Regions from separate parts of the Homo sapiens genome. Here region 2 is linked to region 1. Evidence: read pairs that join two places in POLR2A ChIA-PET (ENCODE). Cell type or tissue: Caco-2. All regions are shown on one strand. Each heading gives the region's core, and the rest is flanking DNA. Links, peaks and the distances in the headings are about the cores only.

Region 1 (5,369 bases), core at 241-5,240:
CCATGCCCAGCTAATTTTGTATTTTTAGTAGACTAGGGTTTCTCCATGTTAGTCAGGCTGGTCTCGAACTCCCGACCTCAGGTGATCTGCCCACCTCGGCCTCCCAAAGTGCTGGGATTACAGGAGTGAGCTACCAAGCTCAGCCAGTGTTTGTATTTTCAGTGGACAAGTTTTTTACTTCCTGGGTTAATTTTTTCCTAGGTATTTTATTCTTTTGTATCCTATTGTAAATGGAGTTGTTTTCTTAATTTCCTTTTCACGTTGTTCATTGTTAGTGTATAGAAATATAACTGAATTTTTGTTGTTGTTGTTGTTGTTTTGAGATGGAGTTTCGCCCTTTCACCCAGGCTCGAGTGAAGTGGCGCGATCTTGGCTGACTGCAACGTCTGCCCCCCGGGTTCAAGCAATTCTCCAGCTTCAACCTCCCGAGTAGCTGGGACTACAGGTGCATGCCACCACACCCGGCTAATTTTTGTATTTTTAGTAGAGACGGGGTTTTGCCATGTTGGCTAGGCTGGTTTCAAACTCCTGACCTCAGGTGATCCACCTGCCTCAGCGTCACAAAGTGGTAGGATTACAGGCATGAGCCACTGTGCCCAACCAGAATTTTGTGTGTTAACTTTTTTTTTTTTTTTTTGAGGCAGAGTCTCACTCTGTCTCCCAGGCTGGAGTGCAGTGGAGTGATCTCACCTCATTGCAACCTCCGCCTCTTAGGTTCAAGTGATTCTCCTGCCTCAGCCTCTCTAGTAGCTGGGACTACAGGCGTGCGCCACCACACCCAGTTAATTTTTATATTTTTAGTAGAGACAGGGTTTCACCATGTTGGCCAAGCTGGTCTTGAACTCTTGACCTCGAGTGATCCACCCACCTCAGCCTCCCAAAGTGCTTGGATTACGGGCACGAGCCACTGAGCCAGGCTATTGTGTGTTAATCTTGAATTCTGCAACTTTGCTGACTTTATTAGCTCTAAAAGTTTGTGTATGTGTGTACGTGTCTGTGTGTGTGTGTGTGTGTGTCTCTGTGTGTATGCATGTATTCCTTAGGATTTTCTATATATGTATATATTATGTCATCTGTGACTATGAATAGTTTTACCTCTTTTTCAGTTTGGTTAACTTTTGTTTCTTTTTCTTGCCATTTTTTTTCCCACCCCAGTGCAGAAGTTCATTTCTTGCCAAATTGCTCTAGCTAGAACTTCTAGTACAATGTTGAGGAGATGAAACGGTGAAACCACGTATCCTTCTCTTGTTCCTGATCTTTGGGGGAAGGCTTTAGGTCTTTCGCCATTAAGTATGATGTTATTTGTGGATTTTTCATAAATGCCCTTTATCAGGTGAAGGAAGTTTCCACCTATTCCTTGTTTATTCAGCATTTTTATCTTGAACGAGTGTTGGACTTTGTCACATGCTTTTTATCTTGAACGAGTGTTGGACTTTGTCACATGCTTTTTATCTTGAAAGCGTGTTGGATTTTGTCACTTGCTTTTTGTTCATAAATTGAGGTGATCACTTGGTGTTTCCTCTTCATTCTATTAATGTGGTGTATTACATTGATTGATTTTCTTTTTCTTTTTTTGAGACGTTCTTGCTCTGTTTCCCAGGCTGGAGTGCAGTGGAGCGATCTTGGCTCACGGCAACCTCTGCGTCCTGGGTTCAAGTTATTCTCATGCCTCAGCCTCCGGAGTAGCTGGGATTACAGGCATGCGCCATCATGCCTGGCTAATTTTTGTATTTTTTAGTAGAGATGCCGTTTCACCATGTTCGCCAGGCTGGTCTTGAAATCCTGACCTCAAGTGATCTGCCCGCCTCGGTCTCCCAAAGTGCTGATATTACAGGCATGAGCCACCACACCCAGCCTTTCTTTTTTTTTTTTTTTTTTGAGATGGAGTCTCGCTCTGTCACCCAGGTTGGAGTGAGTGGCGCGATCTTGGCTCATGGCAACCTCTACCTCCCAGGTTCAAGTGATTCTCCTGCCTCAGCTTCCTGACTAGCTGGGATTACAGGTGTGCACCACCACAGCCAGCTAATATTTTTTGTATTTTTAGTAGAGACGGATTTCACCATGTTGTCTAGGCTGGTCTCAAACTCCTGACCTCAAGTGATCCACCTGCTTCAGCCTCCCAAAGTGCTGGGATTACAGGGTGAGCCACCGTGCCCGGCCACACTGATTGATTTTTGTATGTTAAACAATCTTGCATTTCTGGAATAATTCCTACTTGGTCATGGTGTATAATTCTGTTAATATGTTGCTGGGTTAGGTTTGCTAGTATTTTGTGGAGGATTTTTGCATCTATATTCATATGAGATACGGTCTGTAGTTTTCTTGGGATGGTCTGTATATTAGTTTGGCCTCAGGTCACATAGAATGAGTTGTAAAGTGTTTTCTATTTTTTGGAAGAGTTTGAGAAGGATTGTTGTAAATTTCTTTTTACTTTGCACACTACACTGTTATAGGATTGTTGTTAATTCTTTTTGTTTTGTTTTGTTTTGTTTTGTTTGTGACAGAGTCTCGCTCTGTCACCCAGGCTGGAGTGCAGTGGCATGATCTCGGCTCACTGCAACCTCTGCCTCCTGGGTTCCAGCGATTCTCCCGTCTCAGCCTCCAGAGTAGCTGGGATTACAGGTGTGCGCCACCATGCCTGGCTAATTTTTGTATTTTTACTAGAGACGAGGTTTCACCATGTTGCAGGCTGGTCTCAAACTCCTGACCTCAGGTGATCTGCCCTCATCCGCCTCCCAAAGTGCTGGGATTACGGGCATGAGGCACCGCGCCCAGCCGGATTGATGTTAATTCTTTAAGTGATTGGTAGAATTCACTTGTGAAGCCATCTGGTCCTGGGATTTTCTTTGTTGGGAGGTTTTTGATTACAGATTAAATCTGGTTACTTGTTATAGGTCTGTTCAGATTTCCTGTTTCTTCTTGCATCAGTTTTGGTAGTTTGTGTGTTTTCAGGAATTTGTCCATTTCATCTGATTTGTTAGCATACAGTTATTCATAGTATTCTCTTATAGTCCTTTTTACTTCTGGGTAAAGGCATACCTCACTTTTTTTTTTTTTTTTTAGATGGAGTCTCGCTCTGTTGCCCAGGCTGGAGTACAGTGGTGCAATCTAGGCTCACTGCAAGCTCCACCTCCCGGGTTCACGCCGTTCTTTTGCCTCAGCCTCCCATGTAGCTGGGACTACAGGTGCCTGCCACCACGCCTGGCTAATTTTTTTGTATTTTTAGTAGAAACGGGGTTTCATCCTGTTAGCCAGGATGGTTGCAATCTCCTAACCTTGTGATCCACCCCCCTCCGCCTCCCAAAGTGCTGGGATTACAGGCGTGAGCCACCACGCCCAGCCAGGCATACCTCACTTTATTGCACTTTGGTTTATTGCACGTCACAGATAATTGCATTTTTTTTTTTTTACAGATTGAAGGTGGCGGGTTCCTGTAGTCCCAGCTACTCAGGAGGCTGAGGCAGGAGAATGGCATGAACCCGGGAGGCAGAGCTTGCAGTGAGCCGAGATCGTGCCACTGCACTCCAGCCTGGGTGACAGAGCGAAACTCCGTCTCAAAAAAAAAAAAAAATCAGTAAGTGTTGTGTGTGTGCTGACTGCTCCACCGACTGACTGTTCTCCCCTTCCTCATACCTCCCTATTTCCTGAAACACAAAAATATTGAAATTAGGCTGATAATTCTATGTTGGCCTCTAAGTGTTCAAGTGAAAGGAAGAGTTGCACTTCTCTCATTTTAAATCAAAAGCTAGAAATGATTACACATAGTGAGGAAGGCATGGTAAACACTGTGATAGGCTGAAAGCTAGGCCTCTTGTGCCAAATGGTCAGCCAAGTTGTGAATGCAAAGGAAAAGTTCTTGAAGGAATTAAAAGTGCTACCCCAGTGAACACACAAAAGATAAGAAAGTGAGGCCGAGCGTCGTGACTCACGCTTGTAATCCCAGCACTTCAAGAGGCCAAGGCAGGCAGATCCCCTTGAGCCCAGGAGTTTGAGAACAGCCTGGGCAACATGGCGAAACCCCGTCTCTACTAAAAATACAAAAAAATCGCCAGCCATGGTGGCGCATACCTGTAGTCCCAGCTACTCAGGAGGCTGAGGCGGGAGAATCACCTGAACCCAGAGGTCTAGGCTGCAGTGAGCCATGATCATGCCACTGCACTGGAGACCTTGGAATACGCTGATGACTTTGAAGGGTTCAAGACTTCAGTGGAGGAAGTAACTGCAAATATGATGGAAATAGCAAGAGAACTAGAATTAGAAGTTGAGTCTGAAGATGTAACTGAATTGCTGCGATATCATGAGAAAACTTGAATGGATGAGGAGTTGCTTCTTCTGGATCATCAAAGTGGTTTCTTCAGATAGAATCTACTCCTGGCAAGGATGCGGTGAACATTGATAAATGACAACAAGGATTTAGAATATTATGTAAACTTAATTGATAAAGTAGCTGTAGGATTTGAGAGGATTGACTTTAATTTTGAAAGAACTTCTACTGTGGGTAAAATGTTATCAAACAGCATCGCATGTTAGAGAGAAATCTTGCATGAAAGGATCAATCAGTGCAGCAAATTTCATCGTTGCCTTATTTTAAGAAATTGGCACAGCCACCCCCATCTTCAGCAACTACCATCCTGATCAGTCAGCAGCTATCAACATCGAGGCAAGACCCTCCACCAGCAAAAAGATTACAACTTGCTAAAGGTTTCAGGATTATGACTTACTGAAGGTTCCGGTGATCACTAGCATTTTTAAGCAATAAGGTTTTTTTTTTTTCTTTTTTCTTTTGAGATGGAGTCTTGCTCTGTTGCCCAGGCTGGAGTGCAGTGGCGAGATCTCAGCTCACTGCAACCTCCACCTCCCAGGTTCAAGTGATTCTCCTGCCTCAGCCTCCCGAGTAGCTGAGATTACAGGCACGCATCACCATGCCCAGCTAATTTTTGTATTTTTAGTAGAGACGGGGTTTCTCCATGTTGGCCAGGCTGGTCTCAAACTCCTGACCTCAGGTGATCTGCCCTAGCCCACCATGGCCTCCCAAAGTGCTGGGATTACAGGTGTGAGACACCGCACCCAGCCACAATAAATATTTTTAATTAAGGTATATACATTGTTTTTTAGACACAATGCTATTGCATACTTAATAGACTACAATGTAGCATAAGCATAACTTTTTTTTTTGAGACAGAGTCTTGCTGGAGTGCAATCCTGCGATCTCAGCTCACTGCAACCTCCGCCTCCCTGATTCAAGCAATTCTCCTGCCTCAGCCTCCCGAGTAGCTGGGATTACAGGCACCTGCCACCACGCCCAGCTAATTTTTGTATTTTTAGAAGAGACAGGGTTTCACCATGTTGGTCAGGCTGGTATCAAACTC
Region 2 (5,369 bases), core at 290-5,289, 310 kb before region 1:
GCTCGTCCCCGAAGCAGCGCCGCAGTAGGCGCTGGCGGGCCTCGCGCAGCTCGCGCGCCTCGCGCTCCACGCACGCGCGGCCCGCGCGCGCCACGTGGCGCCAGAAGGTGGCGTTGAAGTGGTCGTAGAGGCCGGCGTCCAGGGCGTTCCAGGTGCGCGCCGCCCGCGCCAGCGCCGCGGGGATGGCGGCCAGGCGCGAGCTGGCGGCGCGCGCGTTGAGCTTGGCGTAGAGCACGTCGTCCAGGTCCCAGGCCAGTAGGCGCCGCAGCAGCACTAGCGACTCGTCGAAGTACTCGGCGATCATGACGAGCGAGAAAACCTCCTCCACCTGGCGGATGAGGCCCGCCAGGTAGGCGGCGTCGTCGCGCGGGCTGCGCTCATTGTCGCCGCCCAGGTCGTAGGCCAGCGTGTTGTGTGCGAACATGGCGAAGTGCTCGCCAGCGCGGTAGTATGCCTCGGGCGCGCGCAGGAAGGCCTCGAGCGAGGCGTTGGGTACGCGCCGGAAGGCCGGGCAGTACTGGTTGTAGTAGCTGAAGAGCGACTCGAACATGGCGGCCGGCTCGCGCAGGATGGTGACATAGACGGTGCTGGGCGGCATGAGGCGCTCCAGCTCCGCACGGTCGAAGCGCAGGTGGCTGGCCAGCACGTGCGGCGGCCGCGTGGCCGGGTGCACGAAGTGCGCCGAGAAGTTGCGGGGGTAGCAGAACTGGTGCTCGCAGCTCGGGTGCGGCAGGGCCACCGTCAGGTTGTGGCGCTCGGCAAAGCGAAACAGGATGTTCTGCACCGTCGTGCCTGCCGTCTTGTGAGTCTTCAGGAAGGCCACAGTCATGTGCTTGGGGCGCGGCGGCGAGTTCCGCAGAGGAGGGCAGCTCAAGGGGAACAGCTTGGGGTACCTGCCAGGCCCAGGGAGTGTGCGGAGAGGAGGGTGTGAGGGGGCTGCCGCTTGACCCCTGCCCTTACCCAAGGACTGTGGGATGCCCCACAGCGCGGCCCCGCCTGGGCTGCACTCATGGAAAGGTCGAGGGCGGTGCTTGGTAGCCTCTAAGATGCCCTCTATGATCCCTGCTGCCCTCCTGGTATTCATGCCCTTGAGTATTCCCCTCACCTGAGTTAGGCTGGACTTATCATTGCATCTAAAGAAGAGAAGAGGGCAGAAATGATGGGATGTCACTTCTTAAATTTCATCATAGAAAGACTGTGGCTGGCTAGTATCTTGGTGTCTTTCACTCAATCTGGGATGACAGATGATGGGGGAAGCAAGCTGCCATATAGTGGGCAGCCCTATAGGGAGCTACCACTAAGTGGGAAAAGCCCACAAGGACCTAAGGCCCTCAGTCCACCAGCCGGCTTGAAGACCTGAAGCCTGTCAAAACCACGTGAGTGAGCTTGGAAGCTGATCCCTTCCAATCAAGCCTTCGGATGAGACTGCATCACCAGCAAACACCTTGGTTGCAACCCCATGAAAGACCTTGGTCCAGAAGTTCCCAGTAAGCCACACCTGGCTTCCTGACCCAAAATAACAGATGTTTGTGTTTTCAGCTGCTAAGCTTTAAGATAATTTGTTTATGTAGAAATAAATAAGGGACAAAGACCCCTGGAGATCTTTGAGGAATCCCACTTTGTATATGTAGAAACTGAGGGCCAAAAGGAGAACAATCACTTACACAAAGTCTGGAGACGACTCACATGGTCACTAAATCCTTTTGCTCTTTCTCATTTTTACTCTTTAACTGGCTCCTCACTTTGTAGATGGTTGGCACTGGGCTTTGCAGCAACCCATTGTTATGTTTCTCTTGAGGCTTCTAAAGCCTCATTAATTCAGTCATCAAATATTTTTTGGGTGTCCACTATGTGCCAGGTTAATGCTAGGTTCAAGAAATACAGTAATATACAAAAACAATCCTAGCCCTCGTGAAGCTTTCATTTCTGTTGCTTCATTCTTAAAACATGGGTGTTTGGGATTTCAAACCAAATTATCTGGCAAGGGGGGCTGGGCGCATTCACACCATTCTCAGGGGCAGACAGTGTAGAAAATGGGGACATGAAGTCTCCGAGAGGTGCAGGGATTTGTTGGGTTCACACAGTGAGTCAGGAGTAGGGTTGGGGTTCCCATGAATCACATGGTATCCTGTGTGAGGGTGACTGGCTGTGTCACACATATCATGTCTCACTTTATAGATGAGAAAACGGGGGCTCGGAGAAGTGAGGGGACTTGGCCTTGCCCAGCACTACGGAAGTTGTGAGAAGTTGTTTCCACTGGGGAAATGCTTAGCTGCATGCTGTGGGGAGTTGAGCTGGATTCGGATCTCAGCTAACTGATTCTGTAACTTTGAGCAAGTCACTCAGCCCTTTCATTGAAGAGCAGTCCCTGTCCAGGGAGGCTGTGTGGCCCTAAAGGGAAAGCACTTTCAGAATAGAGGGGAGGAGCAAAGCCTAGCAGGACCCTTCTAGCAGGTGGAAGAATGGGGAGGGGAGCTCCGGCCCCCCTGGGGCCCCGCCCCCTTACCAGCTGAGCTGCGCCCCCTGGTGGATGAGAAGGCTTACGGTGCTGCACCCTAGCACCAGCAGCAGGATTTTCCGGCGGCTCATCATCTTGGTGGCCTGCTGCAGGCGCTGGAGGATGGGTGGCATGGCGGAGTACCCACCCCTGGACCAGCCAGGGCCTCACTATCCAGGACTCCCTTCACAGGCACTCATGGGGGATCCTGCGGCTCTGGTAGCAGGGCCAGTGTTCCCGAGAAGCCTGGCAGAAGAAGGCAGACGGGTTTGCAGTGGGCAGAGGAGATGGGATCTGGCCCCCAGCAGGTCTGATGCAAAGAGCTCCAACAGGTGGGGTAAGCAGAGAGGCCAGGGCAGATCGGATTCCTACCTCCCGTTATCAAGACCCTATCTCCTCACTGCTCCAGATAACTTAGTCTTGGGTGGAATTACAGGGTCTGGGGTGTAGCCAGCCCTTCAGGCTGTAGCCACTCCCATCCCTCAGCCCTGTCTCTGTCTCTCTGCCTGCTCCTAACTCGTCTTTGTCTCATGGTTATTTGTACATGTCTCCCCAGTGGAGTGGCTTTAGCGCCAGGGCTTGGCTCAGAACATAGAGGTCTCAACTCAAAGTTTCCTCTCCTCCAGGACTCCTTGCCCAATTGCTTTAGCCCAGGGTTGGTCCTGACTCCCCAGAGAAACCGAGCTCCTCGGAAACACTGATCAGGCCTTCACCTCCTTGGATCGATATGGCTTTGAGTCGATACTGCAGGCTTACTCTATGTACTGTATTATTACATACTTAATCCCATTTAGTCCTCACCACAGCCCTGACCTAGGTATTATTCCCACTGTATAGATAAGGAAACTGAGGCTCTAAGAGATTATATCACTTGTCCATAGCTACACAGCTGGTAACAGTAGAAATGAGATTCATACCTGCTGTTTCTGGCTCCAAAGTCCATGCCCTTAGACACTGTATATGCTATTTCTGTAGAGAACTGGTTTCCCCAACCTTGCCCTAGACTCTGGCAATTCTGCATCCTTCTGAGTCCTGAGCGCTCCTAGCTGGGCTCCTGCCCTGAGGGCCCAAGACTGAGAAATTCATGAGGGAAAGGAAGGTCTTGAAATCCTGGAGCCCTATCTGGATTCCATCCCCAGACACCTGAAACCCAGGCGGCCCCATCAGCTGACTCTGCAGGGAAAAGTGCCTGACCAAAGCAATGAGATGGCAGCCTGGGCGGGGTGTGGGTTGGGTAAGAGGTGGCTCCTGCTTGTTGCCCTACGGAGGATCTCCAGGAGAAGGTGAGCTTCCATCCCAGGTAAGCCCAGGAGTAAGAGAGGGGAGGAGGGCTTGGTCACACACAAGTCTCCTTTCCCCACAGGAATGCCTTGGCTTAAGGGCAGCCCAATCCTGGGCAGCTCCCGTGGAAAGTCCACTTCAGCAGTGATGCCTGTCCCCAAGCTAGGGTGGGGCCTCAGTCTCCAGGTTCAAGTTTAGCTTCAGCCCTCACACATATCCTTCTCCACGGGGGAGGGGGAGCCTGGAACCTGATGGGCATGTGCATGTGGAACTAGGACACCTGGGTCCCAGGAGGGGTAAGGTAATATGAAAACCCTTTTGATCATCACCTTTTCTGGGAGCCCTGGGCTTGGCTTCCAGTCTCTCTTCTTGACCCTGCTCCCTTAATCCTGGATTACATTTAAACCTGTTTGGGTGGAAAGATGTTCTGTTTATGCCTCCCCTTCTCTCTAGGCCTTATCGCTGCTTCCCTCCACCTGCCTGCAGACAGACTTAATCCGGCCGGAGCCAAGGGTAAAGGGTCCAGCCACAGAGGGTAACCAAGGGCACAGCAGAGGAAGTCTAAGGCCCTCCCTGTCTCTTCAAGGATTGCTGGGGCAGAGAAGGGCTGGCCTGGCCTGGCTGGGGCTGCTTGCAGGAGGAAGTGAGAGCCCTTGGCCCTCTAAGGATACACACCTTTTTCCTCTGTCACTCCTGCTGCTTAGAGAACTTGGTGATTAGACAGAAGTGTCCCAAGATGGGAAGAGGGGAGTCTACATCCACCTTTGCTAAACTTGCAGAAACCACCCTATTTCTCAGAGGATTCAGGGTCAGCCAAGGAAGTCAAGCCTAGCTATGGGGGACCTTTCCCGAGGGCAGAGCTTCTACTGGCCGCACAGAGAGAGTGACAGGTGCCTGGTATCCCCCTCTGTCCCACTCTTGGGCCTTTCCCCACTTCCCTACATGGCTGAGCTCTGGGGAGCTAGCCAGGCCCCAGTCTGAGGCCTGCTTAGGGACAGGGGACAGGGCATCCTCAGTGCAGGAATTCCCTGGACACCAGCCCCTGAAGGCGGGCACCAGCTTCTGTATGGCCACTGTCAATGACAGGGTGTTCATCACCTCCTGATACAGCCTGGTCCATTTCTGAGCAACTTACAGCTTGTTCAGGTTCTTTCCGGGACAGCCAGGATTACCCTGCCAGTGGTAGCACCTGCTTCGGCCTGCCCCTTACACCTCCCATTCTGCACTCTTGGTAGTGCTGCCCTCCTAGAGCACATAGAACATTTTTCTCCATGACAGACCTTCAGGTATTTGGAAGCAGTAACCCTGTCTCCTCTGGGTGGGCACTCGGCCAGGCTAAACATTCCAGGTCCTGAGAGAGGGTGCTGCTCGGACACTGTGGGAGGCCTGCCTTCCCTTGGCAATTTGACTCCAAGATGCCTGTTTTGGAGATGGGGCCAAGGCAGTGCCTCTCAGGGAGGGGGCCACTGGGCTGGGTTTCCATCGGATTTTCTGGCTGGTGTGGGGTGCATGATGGTGCTGCTGGAGCTGTGCTTTAGAGCAGTGGCCCTGGCTCCTGCCCTCAGATGCTTCACACGACTCCCCATTGTGC

Evidence for each region. Peaks named below come from ENCODE experiments on the same cell type or tissue, not always from the same donor. Only the 100,000 strongest peaks of a DNase experiment are listed, where the experiment ranks them.
Region 2: POLR2A ChIA-PET joins it to region 1 with 8 read pairs; 1 of 35 experiments calls an interaction of 5 or more read pairs at or near these places.

What each region holds. Positions count from the first base shown.
Region 1 is chr11:66,350,042-66,355,410 of GRCh38, forward strand. All of the region lies in intron 1 of B4GAT1-DT (B4GAT1 divergent transcript), which reads left to right. Among named protein-coding and RNA genes, the nearest start is that of TRS-GCT3-1, 4.6 kb to the left of the region's middle. In Caco-2, for the core only: no CTCF peak of the experiment used is centred there; a DNase peak (open chromatin) is centred at 3,320; H3K4me3 peaks cover 845 bases.
Region 2 is chr11:66,042,785-66,048,153 of GRCh38, forward strand. GAL3ST3 (galactose-3-O-sulfotransferase 3) reads right to left here. Exons shown (of 3, transcript NM_033036.3): 2 at 2,507-2,743; 3 at 1-893. The coding sequence starts at 2,631. Among named protein-coding and RNA genes, the nearest start is that of GAL3ST3, 3.7 kb to the right of the region's middle. RefSeq lists a silencer at 2,499-2,548 and an enhancer at 2,659-2,858. In Caco-2, for the core only: a CTCF peak has its summit at 2,530 (motif pointing left); a DNase peak (open chromatin) is centred at 2,527.